Regions from separate parts of the Homo sapiens genome. Here all the other regions are linked to region 1. The links are chromatin contacts, found by Hi-C or POLR2A ChIA-PET in ENCODE. All regions are on one chromosome and are shown on one strand. The core of a region is the stretch at or near the end of the contact, and the rest is flanking DNA. Distances in the headings are between cores, read along the strand shown. Region 1 holds the start of NOPCHAP1 (NOP protein chaperone 1). Region 2 overlaps CHST11 (carbohydrate sulfotransferase 11). Region 3 holds the start of C12orf75 (chromosome 12 open reading frame 75). Region 4 overlaps CHST11 (carbohydrate sulfotransferase 11). Region 5 overlaps C12orf75 (chromosome 12 open reading frame 75). Region 6 overlaps CHST11 (carbohydrate sulfotransferase 11). Region 7 overlaps CHST11 (carbohydrate sulfotransferase 11).

The links. Hi-C counts contacts between places; a loop is a spot of excess contacts on that map. ChIA-PET counts read pairs that join two places held with the same protein, here RNA polymerase II (POLR2A). Pooled maps may share reads with other maps.
Region 2: a loop to region 1 is called in a pooled map, with 2.8 times the contacts of the local background. The contact joins the enhancer-like site here to the promoter of NOPCHAP1 in region 1. A Hi-C loop is called at or near these places in 9 of 37 single-sample maps with no recorded cell type and 12 of 50 pooled maps. POLR2A ChIA-PET finds 5 or more read pairs at or near these places in 1 of 52 experiments (activated naive CD8-positive, alpha-beta T cell).
Region 3: a map of naive thymus-derived CD4-positive, alpha-beta T cell shows a loop between it and region 1 (5-fold over the local background). The contact joins the promoter of C12orf75 here to the promoter of NOPCHAP1 in region 1. A Hi-C loop is called at or near these places in 1 of 168 maps with a recorded cell type or tissue (naive thymus-derived CD4-positive, alpha-beta T cell), 2 of 37 single-sample maps with no recorded cell type and 9 of 50 pooled maps. POLR2A ChIA-PET finds 5 or more read pairs at or near these places in 1 of 52 experiments (activated T-cell).
Region 4: a loop to region 1 is called in a pooled map, with 3 times the contacts of the local background. The contact joins the enhancer-like site here to the promoter of NOPCHAP1 in region 1. A Hi-C loop is called at or near these places in 5 of 37 single-sample maps with no recorded cell type and 4 of 50 pooled maps.
Region 5: a pooled map shows a loop between it and region 1 (2.2-fold over the local background). The contact joins the enhancer-like site here to the promoter of NOPCHAP1 in region 1. A Hi-C loop is called at or near these places in 2 of 37 single-sample maps with no recorded cell type and 4 of 50 pooled maps.
Region 6: a loop to region 1 is called in a pooled map, with 2.2 times the contacts of the local background. The contact joins the enhancer-like site here to the promoter of NOPCHAP1 in region 1. A Hi-C loop is called at or near these places in 2 of 50 pooled maps. POLR2A ChIA-PET finds 5 or more read pairs at or near these places in 2 of 52 experiments (activated CD4-positive, alpha-beta T cell and activated T-cell).
Region 7: a pooled map shows a loop between it and region 1 (4-fold over the local background). The contact joins the enhancer-like site here to the promoter of NOPCHAP1 in region 1. A Hi-C loop is called at or near these places in 4 of 50 pooled maps.

What each region holds. Positions count from the first base shown.
Region 1 is chr12:104,984,989-104,987,688 of GRCh38, reverse strand. NOPCHAP1 (NOP protein chaperone 1) reads right to left here and starts at 1,373. Exons shown (of 4, transcript NM_152318.3): 1 at 1,222-1,373. The coding sequence starts at 1,336. It overlaps LOC105369952 (a long non-coding RNA gene), which reads left to right and starts at 1,319. Exons shown (of 2, transcript XR_007063436.1): 1 at 1,319-1,386. RefSeq lists a silencer at 894-1,143 and enhancers at 696-1,206, 1,207-1,719.
Region 2 is chr12:104,670,513-104,673,212 of GRCh38, reverse strand. The region is part of intron 2 of CHST11 (carbohydrate sulfotransferase 11); the gene reads right to left. Among named protein-coding and RNA genes, the nearest start is that of MIR3922, 80 kb to the right of the region's middle. RefSeq lists an enhancer at 1,198-1,802. Within about 2 kb of position 1,417, at least 31 of the 41 ENCODE cell types and tissues checked have a DNase peak (open chromatin) inside an H3K27ac peak, as active enhancers do.
Region 3 is chr12:105,329,407-105,332,106 of GRCh38, reverse strand. It overlaps C12orf75 (chromosome 12 open reading frame 75), which reads right to left and starts at 1,416. Exons shown (of 6, transcript NM_001145199.2): 1 at 1,170-1,416. The coding sequence starts at 1,215. RefSeq lists an enhancer at 1-334 and silencers at 991-1,090, 1,121-1,780.
Region 4 is chr12:104,570,291-104,572,990 of GRCh38, reverse strand. All of the region lies in intron 1 of CHST11 (carbohydrate sulfotransferase 11), which reads right to left. Among named protein-coding and RNA genes, the nearest start is that of MIR3922, 20 kb to the left of the region's middle. Within about 2 kb of position 1,395, at least 4 of the 41 ENCODE cell types and tissues checked have a DNase peak (open chromatin) inside an H3K27ac peak, as active enhancers do.
Region 5 is chr12:105,356,693-105,359,413 of GRCh38, reverse strand. All of the region lies in intron 2 of C12orf75 (chromosome 12 open reading frame 75), which reads right to left. Among named protein-coding and RNA genes, the nearest start is that of C12orf75, 27 kb to the right of the region's middle. RefSeq lists a silencer at 1,709-1,778. Within about 2 kb of position 1,338, at least 3 of the 41 ENCODE cell types and tissues checked have a DNase peak (open chromatin) inside an H3K27ac peak, as active enhancers do.
Region 6 is chr12:104,517,958-104,520,670 of GRCh38, reverse strand. The region is part of intron 1 of CHST11 (carbohydrate sulfotransferase 11); the gene reads right to left. Among named protein-coding and RNA genes, the nearest start is that of CHST11, 62 kb to the right of the region's middle. RefSeq lists an enhancer at 172-221. Within about 2 kb of position 1,255, at least 5 of the 41 ENCODE cell types and tissues checked have a DNase peak (open chromatin) inside an H3K27ac peak, as active enhancers do.
Region 7 is chr12:104,603,365-104,606,064 of GRCh38, reverse strand. All of the region lies in intron 2 of CHST11 (carbohydrate sulfotransferase 11), which reads right to left. Among named protein-coding and RNA genes, the nearest start is that of MIR3922, 13 kb to the right of the region's middle. RefSeq lists enhancers at 1-298, 299-886, 1,308-1,934, 1,935-2,562. Within about 2 kb of position 1,369, at least 34 of the 41 ENCODE cell types and tissues checked have a DNase peak (open chromatin) inside an H3K27ac peak, as active enhancers do.

The DNA.
Region 1 (2,700 bases), core at 124-2,623:
CCTTTTGGGGATTTTGTCACCCACTCTACCTTTCCAGCCTCATTTCTCACTACTCAAATCATCCCAACTCTCTATCCCATCAGAGTTCCAAGAGGGGAACGTACAAAACTCAAGGCTTTGCACACCCTATTTCTAATACCCGGAAAATCCCTTAACTCTCTGGTTAAAAAACAAATCCTGTTCACCTGCAAAGCAGAGCCGCAACAAACATCCATTGAATGCCTACTACTTAAGGCCTACTGGATTCGTGATCAGAGCACAGAGTCTGGAGCCAGACTACTTGAATTCAAGTCCCAGTTTTGCTACTTTCTAGCCACATGATCTCCAGAAGGTAAATTACCTGTATGATAAATCATGTCTCAGGTTCCTCAACTATAAAACAGAGATAACAGATTTTCTGCAAAGGGTTGTTGTGAGGATTAGATGAGTTAGTTTCTGGGGCATACATAGTAAGGACTACATAAGCTTTGGTTATCATTATTATACTTCCTTCGGAATCTCTGGGTTCTCACAAAACCTTTTCTTCAAGCTAGTATTTACTGACAACATGCCCAAGCCTTTTTAGGCATTCTCCTCCTCACAAAAATTCTACAGGCATTACTACTATCACCATTTTCCAAATGCAAAAACTGAGGCTTAGGGAATGAAAATAACTCTAAGTCCCACCAGTTAATTACTAGTGGAGCTGGGATTCGAACTCGTGCTTTTAAATTCTACCTATAGTGTCTGAAATGCTGTGTGGATTTCCTGGATGCATGTCTCCCTCTACAAGACAGCAGCACTAAGGGGTGGTCTGTGTGGGTGTGAAAGAGGTAGGGACTGTTAGCATAATATTACTCCGCTTCCCCCTATCAGCCAACTGCTCCGACCCAGGCAGCCAAACCAAAAGCCCTCCCTTCCCCAAAAGAACTCGAGAGCTTCCCAGCTTCCAGGGCAGGGCAGATGCCTGGCAGCGGCGCCTGGCAGGGTGGGCGCTCACTACCTTGCAGAATATAAGAACCACTAGCTGGGGAAACCATTCCGGGCCCGCAGCCGGGTGCCCGCCCCAAAGCCCCCACCCCTGCCGCGGGCAGGGCACGCCGGAGCCCCGCAGCAGTCCCCGGGGCTCCCCTCGAGGGTACGGAGCCCGGGCAGGGAGCCACCGGCCGGCTCCCAAACTGCACCGGCCGCGCCTCCTCTGCCGCACGTGTGCGGCCCATGCCGCCGTCACCCGTCCGTCACCTCCGCGGCCGTCGCTTCCCGCCGTCAGCAGCTCCTTGGACACTGGGACTCCTGAGGAATCCCGGGTGGGCGACGAACAACTCGGGCTAGCCTTGGGCTTGCCATGGACCTCCATGCTTCCCTCAAGCCTGCACTCTCAGGCCCGGATGCAGGAAAAAGGCTCGGGTAAGGGGGCGGGGAGAGGGCCGCGATTGGAGGAAACTGCGGTGGGCGGAGTAAGGAGCGGAGAGAGAGGCGGGGCGAGCGTGGTGCAGCCTGGAGGCTGCGCGGGAGCAGGGGCCATTCCTACTCCTGGGAAAAAGAAAGGTTCAGACACTGTCATAGGAAAAAACAGCGGGCAAGGCTCGATTTCGCCAAATTCGGGCATAAAGAGCATAACATTAGGCTTCCCTCCTCTTTATCCTTTTTTATTAAATTTTTTTTTAATTGGTGAAAAAACACGTAACAAAATCTACCATCTTAACCATTTTTAGTTGTACAATTCAGTGGTGGCAGACCTCTAGATCATTTTCATCTTGCAAAACTGAAACCTTATACCCATTTACCCCTACTCCAGTCCCTTGGTAACCACCATTCTACTTTCTTCTTTGTTTCTTTCTTTTTGAAACAGCCTTGCTCTGTCGCCCAGGCTGGTGCCTCAGCCTCCCAAGTAGCTAAGATTACAGGTGCACACTACCACGCCCGGCTAATTTTTGTATTTTTGTATAGAGACGGGTTTTCACCATGTTGGCCGGGCTGATCTTGATTTCCTGACCTCGGGAGATCCACCCACCTTGGCCTCCCAAAGTGCTGGGATTACAGGCGTGAGCCATCATGCCCAGCTACCATCGTTCTACTTTCTGTTACTATGAGCTTGACTACTTCAGATACATTATGTAGGTGGAATCATACAGTACTTGCCTTTTTGTTACTAATTTCACTTAAAATAATACCCTCAAGGTTTAGACATGTTGTAGCACATAACAGGATTCTCTTCTTTTTTAAGCCTGAATAATATGCCATTGTATGTATATACCACATTTTCTTACCATTGATCTCTCAACAGGCGTGCTGGTTGCTTCCACCTCGTGGTCATTGTGAACGCTGCTGCAATGAACATGGTGGTACAAATATCTCTTAGAGACCCTGCTTTTCAATGCTTTGGGATACATACCCAGACATGGGATTACTGGATAATAGGGTAATTCTACTTTTTAGGTTTTTGTGAAGCCTCCGTATAGTTTTTCATAGTGGCTGCACCATTTTACATTCCCACAGTGCACAAGAGTTCCAATTTCTCCACATCCTTGTCAATATTTCCTTTTTCTGTTTGGTTGCTTCTTTCTTTTTGACAGTGAGCATCCCAGTGAGTGTGAAGTGATATCTTGAAGTTTTGGTTTGCATTTCTCTAATGATTTAGTGATGCTGAACACCTTTTCATGGGCTTGTTGGCCATTTATATATCTTCTTTGGAGAAATGACTATTCAACTCCTTTACCC
Region 2 (2,700 bases), core at 168-2,667, 310 kb after region 1:
GCTAAGGATCTTGAGATTATCCTGGAGTGTGTGGGTAGGCCCTAAATATTAATGACGTGTCTTTATAAGAGACAAAAAAGAAGACAGAAGAGGGGGCAGCAACGTGTACATGGAGCAGAGAGATGGGGCCCCAAGCCAAGGAGTTTGGCAACTGGGAGAGGCAAATAATAAATCTTCCCTTAGAGTCTCCAGAGGGAGTACAGCTTTGCTGACACCTTGATTTTGGACTTCTGGCCTCCAGAACTGGGAAAGAATACATTTCTGTTGTTTTAAGCCACCTGGTCTGTGGTGATTCATTATGGCAGCCTCAGAAATGGTGGGGCAGGTATGGCCAAGCATCAGGGTTTCAGAGTAATCCTCACGCCTGGGTGTCTGAGTGGTGGCAGCAGGAGAACAGAGGTGCCATGCGGGAGGCATGTGAAATCTGGGGGAGGCTCTTGGCTTGGAAAGTGTAGGAGGGAGAGTCACAGTCAGAATCACGAGCCAGTTTTCCAGCCAAGAAGGCTGCCCAGCAGAGCATACGCTTGTTGCCATGCACTGAGCTGCCCGTCATGGTGAGTAATCTTGCCCCATTGGGAGGTTACTCCTCCCGAGGTCCCTTTGGAGGTGGTGAAGCCAACCATCCTCACATGTTCTATTCCTGAAAGAGGCCAGGGCCAGGCCAGCTTCCAGCTCTCAGAAACACCTGCTCGTGGAATCAATGGCCACAAGGCATGGGATAGCTGATAAAGGGGTTTTCCTTCAAAGTTTTTCATTCTCTGCAGTATTTTGGCAGAATTTGCCAGAAAGCAGAAAGCAATGGTCTCTTTATTCTCCATTTCTGGAGCTATCTGCTCCTTTCGCCCCTCTCTGCAAAGACACTTGCCACAAGACAGCTGGACAGCCGGGCCCCTAATGGAGTCCTGCACACACATCACTCACACGAGCCATTACTCCGCAAGCCAGAGCTGACCTTGGGGAGAGAGGGACAATCCCCTCTCTCCCACACGGTCCACCCCCCTGTGCAGGCCAGACAGGTCTCAGGGAGGTAGGTTTCCAGAAAACGCGCTTCCCTGACATTCCTGGGCATTTTCATTGTCAGGGATGGAGAACTCGAGCTACCCAAATTGTATCAAAACATCTGAAGTCAGAGCAGAAATCTTAATGCTCCTTCCTCCAGGGCTGATCATTACAATATTCCTTAATGGGTAGGACATGGTCACTGACGGGTCAGAAGGAATGCTGCCTGGGAACTGTGCCAAGGCCTCCTGCCAAGTGCCAGTTTTGCCCCATCCCCCAACCACACCCCAGTTATGGAGAGGAAACTGATGAGTCACTGGCCGATTTGCTAACTTCAGTGTCCCAATGCCACACGCCTACAAGGTGACAAAGGGGGTTTCCATTTGGCTGTTGAAAGCCTCTTCTCACATTATGCAAGAAGAGGGCTGGGGGCGGGGAGGAGAGAGAGACAGAGAGAGAGAGAAAAAGAGAGAGAAAGATAGAGATTGGGTAAAATGTCTAAAATTCAAATCATAAGTTCAAGGGGGACTTTCTGTAAGTAAAGGAATCTTTGGTGAATAAAGTATCACCTCACTTTAAACAGTGGCTTTGCTCACACTGTAGGCGTTCTCTAGGCTGCCTGAGATAACTGTCCTGGCCCGTTTGCTGCGAAACCTGTGGGGGAAGCGACAGGACTTCCTAGACCGATCACAGTGCAGTGGGCTAAGAGCTTCCATGATCAAAACCATGATCGCGCTGGTAACAGTAATGATCAGTAGACAGGCATTCCAAGCACTTGATGTGGCTCTCCTCATCGAATATTCTTAACAACCCTAAGAATCAGGGCAAATACTGACCCCACTCTGCAAATGGGGAAATGAAGGCACAGCAAAACCAAATAACTTGCAGAGCCAAGATTTCAACCAAGCAGCCCTGCTCCAGGCTTTTCCCTACCACCCACACCCCATGCTTAGGATCACGGGCGCAGCAAGAAGCCGTGTCCAGTCAGACTGGAGATCACAAGAGGCTTTGCGGAGGAGGGTGTGCCCATGGCCAGCAGACTAGCTGTCAGCTAAAAGGAAAAGGTCATCTGCTCCCACCCCGTGTTAATGAGAAAAGCTAAAACTAGCCATTCTCTACCATCTCATCTCCAGTATTCCAATCTGGTGATTATGTTTTCAGCTCTGAACATGATCTTAGGGCTTCTCACCTGCCCAACACCCTCAGAAGGCAGGGCAGGAAATCCATATGTGGGAAATCAAAGAAACTGAAAAGGCAGAAGCAGAAACACAAAGCTGGAAAAGAGTGTGTGTGTGAGTGTGCATGTATGTGCATGTATGTATGTGTGTGTTTCTGTTGGTGTATATGTATAGGTGTGGGGGGTATGTGTGGGAGTGTGTGTGAGAATGTATGTGTGGGTGTGTGTTTATGTGGGGTGTGTGTGAGAGTGTATGTGTGGGTGTGTATTGGTTTGTGTATGTGAGGGGTATGTGTGGGAGTGTGTGTGTATATGTGGTGTGTATGTATGATGTGTGTGTATGCAGGGGTATGTGTGAGAGTATATTTGTGTGTGTGTGGGTATGTGTGGGAGAGTGTGCATGAGTGTGAGTGCGTGTGTATGGATGTGTTTGTGTGGGAGTGTGTGTATGAGTGTGAGTGCATGTGTGGGTGTGTATGTGTGGGAGTGTGTGTGTAAGTGTGAGTGCATGTGTGTATGGATGT
Region 3 (2,700 bases), core at 167-2,666, 340 kb before region 1:
AACCTTCCCCACTGTTAAATGAATCTAAAAAGTTCGCTCTCCTGTGGCTCTCTGCATTGTCACCAGGACAGGATTTAATTCAAGACTCAAATTGAGTCTTAAACTCCATTTTTTACCGGCGTCTGGGTTAAGGGATGTGACAGGCCCAAGGTTACAAAGTCATTGCCAGGGCCTCCACAGCCGCCTAGGAAATACCGCAGCCTCTGACTGCTGTTTGCATTTGCTGGTTAGGCTAGGATGTGGCATCTGGTTGACTTCAATTGGAGGAGATAGGAGCTCTTTATCCAAAAGGACACTGAAATAGGTCAGCAGTTATTACTCAAAACAGATCCAGGGTACCTTAAATCCCGAGACATAGGCAGGGTGAAATAGAAGGGTGAGTTTTGGCAAAAGTCACTTGACACAAAGCCTGGCTGGCCCGGGGAAGCTAGAAGACCTTGCCTGCCAATCAACATGAAGTGGTATAAAAAGAAGTTTCTATTTGTGTGTGTGTGTGTGTGTGTGTGTGTGTGTGTTTAATGAAAAGTATCTTAACAGACTGTTAATAATAAAGCTCTGTCTCACATATGTAAAACATCCTTACTGCTGCAGCTTCTCAGAGAAATCCTAAGAGCAGCCCAGCCGGTCTTCGGCATCAAGGCAGACACAGATGCGTTTTTGCAGCTCTGCTTCTAGTTCTCCCCAACCCCACTCCCACCCTTCCCCGCTTCCTGCCCCACCACCACTGCCCGAAAAGTCCTGTCTTGCTCTGCTGCACTTTTCCAGGTGCAGCGCCTTGGTTCCGAGGAGATGGGGGAGAGGCCTGGAGGAGCAAGTGTGGGAGGTGGGGGAGCGGCCGGGGACCACGTCCGGGAATCCTCTCCCCCAGGAGAGCCCTGAGACCCGCCAGCTGCAGGTGAGCCCCGGCGGCTGCAGGGGAGCCCGCGACAGTCCTCCCCGCGCTCCCTCGGCAGAGACGCCCCGCAGGCTCGACTGCTCCAGGCGCAACCGCCCCCGCGCGGGGGACTTGCCACGCTTTCGGTCTTTCCAGAAACGGGCGGTCTGCTCCTGTCCCGAAAATGGGGACGGGGAGAGGGGGCTGCGCGCCCCCCACCCAAGATCCCTGCACCCTTCCTTCCCGCCGCCTCTCCCGCCCGCCCCCGCCGGCCCCCGCCTCCCGCCGGACTCACCTTGGCCCGCGCCCGCGCTGGTGGCGGTGGAGTTCCCGCAGCCCATCGCGCAGCCGGCCGGGGAAGCCGCGCTCCGGAGCTCTCGGCCGCGGGTCCTGGGGGCGGAGACCCAGACGAAGGGCGGCGCACCCCGAGCGGGAGGCTGACGGGGCCGCGAGGGGCCAGGAACCGAGTGGGGGCCGCCCCCTCCCACCGCCGGGAGACGCGGCCCGGGGCGCAGCGGGCTGCGGGCTGCCGGGCGGAAACCACCCGGCACCCCTCGCCCCGGCCCCGCCCCGCCCGGGGACCCGCCGGACCCACCCGTCGCCCCAGCAACCTCGGCACTGGCCAATCCCCAGCCTCCTGCGCGCTTCGCGGTCGGCCATTGGTCGTTATTACGAGGGGCGGGAGTTTAAAGTGGGCCCCGGGGCGAGGGAGCGGCAAGGGGCGTGGCCGGCGCAGCGGGGTGGGGGTGCCCACCTGCCCACCCTCAGCATCCTCCTCGCCTTGTCTTTGCTTTTCTTTCCTCACTTCCCCTCCCTGCCCCAGGATGTGGGGAGGAGAGGAAGTAGCAGGGGGCACCCTGCACAGTGGACGCCCAATAAATGCTATTGACTGAATGTTGTGCAGGTCTGAAGCCAAAACCGAAATCCCCAGCTGCTTTAACAGAAGGCCAACGCAGCTCTGTTCCCCATACGCACTGCCTGGCAAAAGTTCTTCCCCAGATTGGTCATCTTGACCTATTCCTCTTTAAAACAAATGTCTGCAACGATTTCAATAACTTGGATTCAGGACCTCCTCTCTGATAAATGAGAGAACTGTGGATGGGCACGGTGCTGTACGTTTCAACATGATAGTTGGGCCAGCGTTACTGCAGTCAGACTGTCTGAGTTAAAGTCTTCGTTCTGCCCCGTGATAGCTGCGTGACCTCAGGAAAGTAACTTAACCCATTGGGTACATCCCTTGTTTCACCTATAAAATGACAGTAACTCAGGTACATATAAAGTACCTAACAAAGTTCCCTATCTTTAGTAAATATCAGCTATTATCATTATTATTATTAACTCTAATAGAAATGAATACAAATTCCTTAAAGGGAAAGACTATCTGATTTTTCATAGCGTCCTCCTGGCTTGTAATACAGACTCACTAAATGTTTTGTGAGGTGACTTCAAGCCAGGAATTAAAGCTCCATTTTAAATTCACTTAATATTTGTAGGGAGCCTAGCCTGTGCCAAGTCCTTTGTTAAGTTCCGGGGATACAAATATGTGGGAGACAGTCTAACCAGGCAGATAGATTAAAATAAATTAATTACAATATAGAAGGAATGTTAACAGAGGAATACAGGTGCCATAGAGTCCCAGAGGATGCTGGGATGCTAGTTAAAAGACTTGCCTAAGGCCAGGCATGGTAGCTTACACCTGTAAACTAGCACTTTGGGAGGCTGACACGGGCGGATCACGAGGTCAGGAGTTCGAGACCAGCCTAACATGGTGAAACCCTGTCTCTACTAAAAATACAAAGATTAATTGGGTGTGGTGGCATACACCT
Region 4 (2,700 bases), core at 146-2,645, 410 kb after region 1:
AAGGAGATTTTGGGCTGAGACGATGGGGTTTTCTAGATATACAATCATGTCATCTGCAAACAGGGACAATTTGACTTCCTCTTTTCCTAATTGAATACCCTTTATTTCCTTCTCCTGCCTGATTGCCCTGGCCAGAACTTCCAACACTATGTTGAATAGCAATAAAGATCTAAAACTGACACCCTAACATCACAATTAAAAAGTAGAGAAGCAAGAGCAAACACATTCAAAAGCTAGCAGAAGGCAAGAAATACCTAAGATCAGAGCAGAACTGAAGGAGACAGAGACACAAAAAAACCTTCAAAAGATCAATGAATCCAGGAGCTAGTTTTTTTAAAAAGATCAACAAAATTGATAGACTGCTACCAAGACTAATAAAGAAGAAAAGAGAGAAGAATCAAATAGATGCAATAAAAAATGATAAAGGGGATATCACCACCGATCCCACAGAAATACACACTATCATCAGAGAATACTATAAACACCTCTATGCAAGTAAACTAGAAATTCTAGAAGAAATGGATAAATTCCTTGACACATACACCTTCCCAAGACTAAACCAGGAAGAAGTTGAATCTCTGAATAGACCAATAACAGGCTCTGAAATTGAGGCAATACTTAATAGCTTACCAACCAAAAAAAGTCCAGGACCAGACGGATTCACAGCCGAATTCTACCAGAGGTACAAGGAGGAGCTGGTACCATTCCTTCTGAAACTATTCCAATCAATAGAAAAAGAGGGAATCCTCCCTAACTCATTTTATGAGGCCAGCATCATCCTGATACCAAAGCCTGGCAGAGACACAACAAAAAAAGAGAATTTTAGACCAATATCCCTGATGAACATCGATGCAAAAATCCTCAATAAAATACTGGCAAACCGAATCCAGCAGCACATCAAAAAGCTTATCCACCATGATCAAGTGGGCTTCATCCCTGGGATGCAAGGCTGGTTCAACATATGCAAATCAATAAACATAATCCAGCATATAAACAGAACCAACGACAAAAACCACATGATTATCTGAATAGATGCAGAAAAGGCCTTTGACAAAATTCAACAACCCTTCATGCTAAAAACTCTCAATAAACTAGGTATTGATGGGACGTATCTCAAAATAATAAGAGCTATCTATGACAAACCCACAGCCAATATCATACTGAATGATCAAAAACTGGAAGCAGTCCCTTTGAAAACCGGCACAAGACAGGGATGCCCTCTGTCACCACTCCTAATAGCTCCTTTTTCTAGTCTAACCAGTGGCTGGATTTGATAATACATCTTGCACTGTTTTGATGAGAGGTGATACGGTCCAGGGGTTAGGAGCCAGAAAGGTCTGGAGTCAGACAAACTTCATCATCAGACCTGAGCTGCCACTTCCTCTTGTGTGGTGATCCTCACAAGCCATGACCCTCTCTGATCAAAGTGTCCACAGCACTTCAGGAGACTGAAAGCCTGTGTCTACAAGCACTGACAAGTGGGACGCTGGAGGCGTTCAGTCAACATTGTTCTTAATAATATTGTCTGTCGCCGGGTGCAGGACTCAGACCTGTAATCCCAGCACTTTGGGAGGCCGAAGCGGGCGGATCACCTGAGGTCAGGAGATCAAGACCAGCCTGACCAACAGGGGGAAACCCCATCTCTACTAAAAATACAAAATTAGCCAGGCATGGTGGCACATGCCAGTAATCCCGGCTACTTGGGAGGCTGAAGTGGGAGAATCGCTTGAACCCAGGAGGCAGAGGTTGCAGTAAGCTGAGATCGGGCCATTGCACTCCAGCCTGGGCAATAAGAGCAAAACTCCATCTCAAAAAAAAAAAAAAAATTGTCTGTCCTCCAAAGACAAACTACTGAGTCCACCACCTGCTAGCTATGTGACCTCAGCTGATTAACTTATCCTCTCTGCCATTTTCTCATCTCCAAGATGAAAACAAGAATTCCTACGTTCCAGGCTGGTTTTGAGAATTATTAGATGATATCATTCAGGAAAAGCACAGTGCGCTGGGTGAGGTGGCTCACGCCTGTAATTCCAGCACTTTGGGAGGCCAAGGTGGGTGGATCACCAGCAGTCAGGAGTTCGAGACCAGCCTGGTCAACATGGCGAAACTCCGTCTCTACTAAAAATACAAAAAATAGCCGGGTGTGGTGACAGGCGCCTGTAATCCCAGCTACTCAGGAGGCTGAGGCAGGAGATTCACTTGCACTTGGGAGGGAGAGACTGCAGTGAGCAGAGATCACGCCACTGCACTCTAGCCTGGGTGACAGAGCGAGACTCAGTCTCAAAAAAAAAAAAAAAGTGCAGTGGCTTACATATACTGAAACTGAATAAATGGTAGCAATTGTTAATACTGTTGCTATTCCTTCTAAATTCCCGAGTTGCTTGAAGGCAAGAATCTTGTGTATCCACTTCTGTATCCCTAATACTAAATGCCTGGCACATTTTCTTGCAGGAAGGAAAGGAGTAGGCTTCTTCCTGAGGTCCTGCCATGCTCATCCCCAGTGAGCTTGGTTCCTGATTTCAGAGAGAGGCATAGATGGGACACCAAGAAGGCACGTGGCTTGGGTGGGCTGCACAGTGCTGAAAGGTGGAAAGAGGATCTGCTGGAGTGTGGAAGGTTTACAGACGGTAAAATCTGCAGCTGCTCACACACCTACTAGTGGGAGGGGGAGGCTTGCGAAATGTTAAAAATGAGTCGATT
Region 5 (2,721 bases), core at 89-2,588, 370 kb before region 1:
AAGCCAACGCACTAAAAACTGGAAAATGGGAGAGAAGCAACTTAGGGGCAACAAGAGTACCCCTTAATCTACTATAAATGGGGAAGAAACCTTGAAGATAAGGCTTATACCAAGAGAACCAAAATGCAGAGTTAGAGGAGATAAGGGATCAGGTGCCATAAACCAAATCACCTAAAAATAAAAAGTAAAAGGTGAATTCTACCAGTTTGCCTCCCACCACTTCTGGCCTGGCCCCAAGCATTGAAGCTTATCACGACTTCTTCAATTTCACAACCATGGAGTCAAACGTTGGTGCCGACGCAGGGGAAGAGAAACTAGCCCAAATTACCAAGGGATCAAGGGAAATCTGGAAATAAGTACGTGGCACATCAAGACAAATCCTGCTCTTGCTAGGGGAGCTATGCTAGACATTAAGTCCATTAGAGAAGTGAAAGGGGAAGGAAGACCCAAGGGAAGGGACTGGAACCAAGTGCTGGGGTTTGGTCGAAACATCATCCGCTTTACAGCTGTGCCCAGAGCCAATCTTAGAAGGAAGACTGACTTCTGGAGTCCAAAGAGTGCTGGAGGAAGCCAGTACTAAAGGATTTACATTAATTTACTGAGCAGTGATTCCATTTTCTAGTTGCACACGAGCCACTACTCTAAAGAATAAACTTGTGTAATAAGCTTGTTTTTCCAGGGTAAGCATGACTGAAAACCTATCGGTAAATTGCTTTCTCTGGTATCAAGACAATGTTTTGTTTCTCCTCATCTATACCATTTGAAAAATTTGTGGAAAGTAATGCAACATTTGAAAAAATGTAAGACTGAAATATTTTTTAATCATAACCTCAAATACCATCTTATCAGGAAAACCCTGTATTTATTTATTATTATTGTTTTGGTTTTTTTCTGAGACAGGGTCTTGCTCCATAGCCTAGGCTGGAGAGCAGTGGCACAATCATAGCTCACTGTAGCCTCAACCTCTCAGGCTCAAGCGATGCTCCCATCTCGGCCTCCCTAGCAGCTGGCACCACAGGCGCACACCCCGCACCTGGCTAACATATATGTTTTTTGGTTTTGTAGAGATGGAGTCTCACTATGTTGCCTAGACTGGTCTCGAACTCCTCAGCTCAAGTGATCCTCCCACCTTAGCCTCCTGAGTGGCTGGGACTACAAACACGTGCCACCATGCCCAGCTATAAAACCTTTTAAACCACAGGAACGTTCCCTAAGAACCATAGAACATGTATTCACCAATTTGGACCAGGTTTAAAAAATACACTGAGCCCAGCGCAGTGACTCACATCTGTAATCTCAGCAATTCAGGCAGCCAAGGCAGACAGATATCTTGAGCCCAGGAGTTCAAGATCAGCTGGGGCAACAAAGGGAGACCCTGTTTCTTCAAAAAATACAAAATAAAATAGCCAAGCATGCTGGCTTGCACCTGTAGTCCCAGCTACTCAGGAGGCTGAAATGGGAAGACTGCCTGAGCCTGGGAGGTCGAGGTTACAGTGAGTCATGATCGCACCACTGCACTCCAGCCTGGGCAACAGAGCAAGACCCTGTGTCTGTCTGTCTGTCTGTCTGTCTCTCTCTCTCTCCTCTCTCTCTCTCTCTCTCTCTCACACACACACACACACACACACACACACAGAAAATACATTGGGCATTCAACTAAAATCAGGTCTCCTTTTGTTAGCAAAAAAATGTAGCTTCTTTTATCAAAGAACAGGTGATCAAGGAGAAAGAATGAGTCGAGGTTCAAGCCACCCGTTGAGTATCATAATCATCTCCTAGCCTAAGGTCACACACTTACAGGGCTCTGAGTCAGACTTTCAGTCATAGCATTAATAAAACTGTTTGCAGAAACAAGTGTTATTCAAGGTGACCCCCGTAACTCATATTCTCCCCACTTTCAACGTCTTTTGGGATTGTTGAAAAGATAAATCCTCAGTTGATGGTTTAAACATGACTCACTCTTGTAGAGTAAGATACTGTTTAGTGATATGTACCTTATCAAAGTTGGCTTGACACTCGGCATGCAAGAAAAAGAAAGAAGAAAAGAAAAAAAAGCAACTGACCAAAGGCAACCACTGCAACTAAGATTACAGATGGATGGCTTCGGGTTTCCTCTGTCTCAGAGTTTCTATTAATTCCACTTCTAGCTCACTTCCTGTGAACTTACTAAAACCAGCCAGGTGCTCTTCTTACCCTTCTCAGGGTGAATAGCAGTGCTGATCCAGATTCTCTAGGTAGTTATGCATCCTTCTGTTTTATACTAGGGTCACAGACTTTTTCTGAATGAACTGGAGACATTGAATGTCTCTCTAATCATAAATAAGCTCTGTCTTCTTGTAGGTCGGGGTTCTGGAAGGTGGGCTGCCTCCAAAACGACCATGTCTCTGTGGCTGCTCTTTGGGGTGGGTGGGCTTTCGCCTACCTGGCCTTTTTTTAAATTAATGTATTTTTTGCATGCCTATTTAAAACCAAATATCTGCATGGAACACCTCAACCTTACAATCATTTTAAATTACTATGATTTATCTTACCAATAACTATCACTTTCATTAAGTGAAACCTTATTCAAAGTTAATACATAAAATATGAATCTTTTTCTTCCTCAGTAATATATGGTAGTCAAAATCTTTCATCATTACATTTACTTAGTTTCTGGGTTGTATAAAATAGCTATCCCAAGTGACCTAAAGATTTTAACAGTGAAATAATGGAACCATGTCA
Region 6 (2,713 bases), core at 6-2,505, 470 kb after region 1:
GGGCTTATCCTGAACATGGCTAGGATCATGCCCCAGGAAGAAGATCCTATGAGTGAACAAAATTACGCCATCCTAAGAATCCCCTTCAAGAAGTGCTTTGCAATTTCAGATGCTGGAACAATCTATCCTATAGCAGACTGAGAGGTTTGTTTTTTTTTGTTTTGTTTTGTTTAAAAAAAAAGGTTACACAAGTGGCTAAGTAGCAGCAGCAGTGGTGCTCCTCCTGACCACCACCCATGTACTAACCCGCCCTTCTTACACTAACAACTGCTGCTCCTACTTAGCAAACTAATCACTAACCATTAGTCCTACTGCCTCTCACTGAATGCACCCATGTCCATTCCTTTAGGCTTATAAAGCATTTACTTCTCCATTAGCTTATGTGGCATGTAAGATCCTGAGAGATGAGCAGAGCAGGTGCCATTGGGCCCATTGGACAGATAAAGAAACTAATGCTCAGTAGTTCAGAGACTGTCCTGAAGCCTCCCCAGCTGATGAGCAGTGAACTGGTTTTGCTGCCTCATCCCTTACTGCCTGTAGCATGGGTGTGCAGAAAGACAACAGACAACTTTGATCAGTTCCGACGCCAGCAACTAGGAATGAAGCTAAGACATAAGGAACATGGAGCTCCTGCACCCCGTTCCCTGATGGAGTCCCAGTCCCTTGCACAGCTGTGCCTCCTAAATTAAACACACGCACTCTCCATAAGTAGTTTCCTAGGAAAACCAGACTACTGTCCTTTAGGAACCAACCCTGCACCTGCAGAAAAGCCTTCAACAAAACCAACTGTGAAGGCTTTGCCGAAACAGTTCTCAGAACAGCTGTCCTGGTCCTGCCACAGCACAGGAAATCATCCCATCTTGGCAAACCCCACTCAACCATGTTTCCATGCTGCAGCCTTAGAGGAATGAAAATATCAATCTGAGCCAAGCAAATCTAACAGGCTATCATGCAAAATGCTGGTGTCAAATCAAGCCTCAACCAGTAATTATCCATCAAGCAGGGCCATAATAACCGGCTCCCTGGGGTCACTTCGCTGGGAGGCAGGGAGGTGGTTACTAAAGAGGGAGTTGGAATTGGACAAGTGACAGCCTTAAGAGAAAGGCGTTCATCTCACTTTTCTAGATTCTTCTACAGGTTAGGGGGTTCTACCCAACCCTCTAACCAAACCTATCCCCACTGAGGTCAAAACCCATCCTGTGGCTGCCTCGAGGCATTTATGATGACGCACTGGGGCAGATCTCCATCTATCATGCTGTGCCCTCCTTTAAGTTTAAAGGAAGTTGGCTTTAGCTAATGGTCTGAAAGGTGCTTCCTTTACCAACTGCTGTCATTAAACTAGCAAACTATTAATTTAAACTCTTATGGTAAGGGGGTTTCCTGGAAATTCCTTAAAGGAAGTCTGTAATTGACAGTGTGGTTAAACATCATACAGACAGCACAAAAATCCTAATCAAATACAATTAGTGCAGGCTCAAGTCCCCTTGTAGACCAATAGCACTTTTGTTCATAAGAAGTACTGTGCCATACCCCTGTTTAGGGTTGGGACTATTATGGAGAAAGAAACACACACACACACACACACACACACACACACACCTCAAGAGTCCAGGCCTAGGCCTCAAAGTTCATCATGACATTTGCTCCAACTCTATAATCCGACTGAAGAGAAGAAAGAGTTAAAAAAAAAAAAAAAGAAAGAAAAAAAGAAAAAGAAAAGATTTTAAGAAAAAAATGGTTTCTATTAAAATGCATAACACCATCTTTCAAAGATGAAAGGACTTAGTAGAAACACCATAAACCTCAGAATTACACAGTAAATTGCTTCTTTTGTTTAAGGCAAATTAATATTGGATCACAGATAAAAAATAAATCCTCCCAACATCCCCAGCTAAAGGATGCTATATTCATTATGCAGCTTGGAAGACTGCATGTTGACTATTTTGTAGAAAATGAATGAAGGGTTGGTTATAATCACCTTCCCACTCAAATCCTGTCTCATTACCTGAAGTGTTTTTCCTGCAAAGTGACACACAAATGATTTTCTAGTCTTCGCTTTCTTCTCATAAGCCACCATATGCAGGGCGAGGGAAAGTCCGGGGTGTATTAACTATGCCAGTGAATCTGCCCGGGGTCCTTCAAAGTGCTTCCCAGAACACGGTGCACAGACATCGTATTTGCCTAGGTCTTTATCAGAGTCCAACTGAATCTGGCACAAAGGCAACTGACAACCTCTGAATATCCCTTACCGAGCCCATATAATTAGTGAAGGAAATACAGCATGATAACATGTGTATCATCCGAATCTTCCCTCCTTCCTACTCACGCGCTCCTGTCATACTTGCTAACTCAAAGGTGGTCTTTATTTTTATGTTTATTTTTTTGAGACAGGGTCTCGCTCTCTCACCCAGGCTGAAGTGCAGTGGCACAATCATGGCTCACTGCAGTCTTGAACTCCTGGGCTCAAGCAATCCTCCCGCCTCAGCCTCCCACGTAGCGGGGACTACAGGCACGTGCCACTGCGCCTGGCTAATTTTTTTATTTTTTTGTCAAGTAAGGGTCTCACTATGTTGCCCAGGCTGGTCTTGAGCTCCTGGGCCAAGCTCCCACCTCAGCTTCCTAAAGTGCTGGGATTACAGGCGTGAGCCACCATTTCTGGACTCAAAGGTGGTCTTGACTCAGAGGCGGGAACTTCTCACTGCCAAAGCGACCT
Region 7 (2,700 bases), core at 120-2,619, 380 kb after region 1:
GACTCAGCGCTTATAAATTCACGGACAGCCCTGTGCTGTGAGTCTCTCCCCTTGCAACATAGTAATCACAGAGCAAGTGTAAATGCTAAAGAAAGAACCAAGCAGGGCAGGGCTGAACCACATGATGATGTTGTGAAGATTTCAGGGAACCCACGAGAGGACCAGGAGGTGGGCGGGGCAGAAGGACAAGCTGTCTCGCCCTAGCTGGCATTTAGGGGAAATTAGGCCCTATTAATGGCTGACAATGCAGCTCTGCCCTGTGCCTCTGAACTGAGCCAGAGCGGCCCGCAGATGTGCTCGGCCCACAAATATGCAGTTGACACCTCCTGAACTTTCGGTGACTTGATTCCAGCTGATCTGATCGGCAATTACATTTTATTTTGGGGCCAAGGAAACAGCAGAGAACCAGGAAAATTATAAGACATCAGAGTACAGTTTTTCTAAGAATATCAACTCCAAACTTTTTTTTTTATTTTTTATTTTTTTGAGACGGAGTCTGGCTCTTTCGCCCAGGCTGGACTGCAGTGGCGCAATCTCCGCCCACTGCAAGCTCCGCCTCCCGGGCTCACGCCATTCTCCTGCCTCAGCCTCCGGAGAAGCTGGGACTGTAGGCGCCCGCCACCACGCCCATAGAATTTTTTGTATTTTTAGTGGAGGCGGGGTTTCGCCGTGTTAGCCAGGATGGTCTCGATCTCCTGACCCCGTTGTTGTTTTATTGGTTAGGGGTTTGCAAGGCACTAAAATAAGAAATCTTGGACACTAAAATAAAAAACTCTGTACACTCAAATCAGATTATAGCCAATTTCCCCATATTATAGCCAGTTTTCCCAGATTATAGCCAAAATTTCCCAATTTTCCCAACCCTTTGTCCAGTGAAAATCTGGGTTTGATTTTTTTTTTTTTTTTTTTTTTGGAGAGGGGATGGGGTAACTCCCACCAAGAGAACTTTGCTAGTAACAGCAAGTACAGACAGCATAGAGGTAAAGAAATTTGGATTTGTAGTTTGTTTTTGGGTTGAATTTCACTCTGTTTATTACTAGTTTTGTGGCCTTGGATAAGTTATATGAAGTTATTGGCCTCAGTTCCCCCATCCATAAAATGGGGATATAAAACCTAGCTTGGGGCTTATTATTACAAGGATTAGATAAGATGTTTATAAGCATCTAGATAGTATCTGGCCTATGGTACTGGTAACAGAGTAACTAAGATGACATCTTCTTGTCATAATGTTGGTTTCTTATCACCTAAAATAAACAGTTCCTGTTTTCACCATTATATATCAAGCCCAAATAAGCAGTCAGTACAAAAAACGGAAACACCAGCTCGGGGAGCAGTTTGGTTTCTAGCAACTAGAGGGTTTGTCATCTGCCTCAGTGATAACATCATTCCGGGCTCAGCAGCTTCAACAGCTTGGCTGGTAGGGAAATACAAGAAACTGCAACTGAGCCCAATCAGGTGCAAAGTTTGTAAATGGCTCATGGACACAAAACCAACTAAACTCAGTAGAAGCTCTCACTCCCTTCTCTCCTCAACTCCCTGGCCCACAGCAGCCCAAATGATCACCAAGACAGTTTCTCTGAAAAGTGCCACTTACTGAACTTGCGTGGGATGGAACATAATTGCAGCTTGTAAAGGAAACCAGCCTAAGAAAAAACATCCCGAGGAAACGAGGTGATTTTCCTGCAGCTACATTTCCCTGGTTGCTGGCTAATGGGGCCAGACAACTTGCCCAAGACGTCCTTGAGGGAGGATGGTGACTCATCCACCTACGCCCTCCCCAATGCCTCCCAGAGCTGCTCTCCAGCCCTAGTTTCCCTCCCAAGTCCCAGGCTACTGCTCAATAGGCCTGTCATCCAGACAATGCTCAGAACACTACCGGAAGGAAGAGAGGGCCCCTACCCAGGACAGGCATCTCTTCTATGACTGGTTTACAATGGGACCAAGCAGAGTCTGCCTCGCCAGTCAAATCATTCCCCTCAACTCTGGGCCCAGAGTTACCAGCCACAAAAGGCTAAGCACACACCCTCTCCACCCTTTTGTGCCCAGCGCCTAGTGCTAAGCTGCTAAGCTACTAAGCTATATGTTCCTAGGTACATGTAACAGCACATGAAGAAATGAATGAAAAAAAGGAGTGAATGAACCCATGAAGGAGCAAACTCCACAGGAAGCTCCAAGCAAGACACATCACCACATGCAACACTGCAAGGCAGGTATTGCTCATGCCACATTATAAATCAAGGAAAGAAATCTCAGAGAGGTTAAGTAAACACCCCATAGTCACATAGCTAAGAAATGATGAAACTAGGCTTTGAACCCAGGTCTGACTCCTAAGTCAAGGCTTCTGATATGGAAGCCACCCTCCTGACCACAAAAATGACAAATCATACTGACAGAGCCCCTGACACATCAGAATTATTTCATCCTCCCAACATTCCAGGGAGAGTTTTAGGTAGGAAAACTGACCCCTAAAGATAACTCATCATATATTCAGGGTTGCACAACTAGTTAGAGATGAAGCCGGGATTTGAACCTGGACTTTCATGTTTTGAATCACAAGTATTTGAGAGCCCTGTGTTAGGTACTGAGGAGCCAACAGTGAACAGGACAGACGCAGTCCATGGACCTTCCATCCACAGGGGCGGTGACTTCAGATATAGCTTTTCCCATGACACCATATGTTACCCATAAAATTTGCAGCAG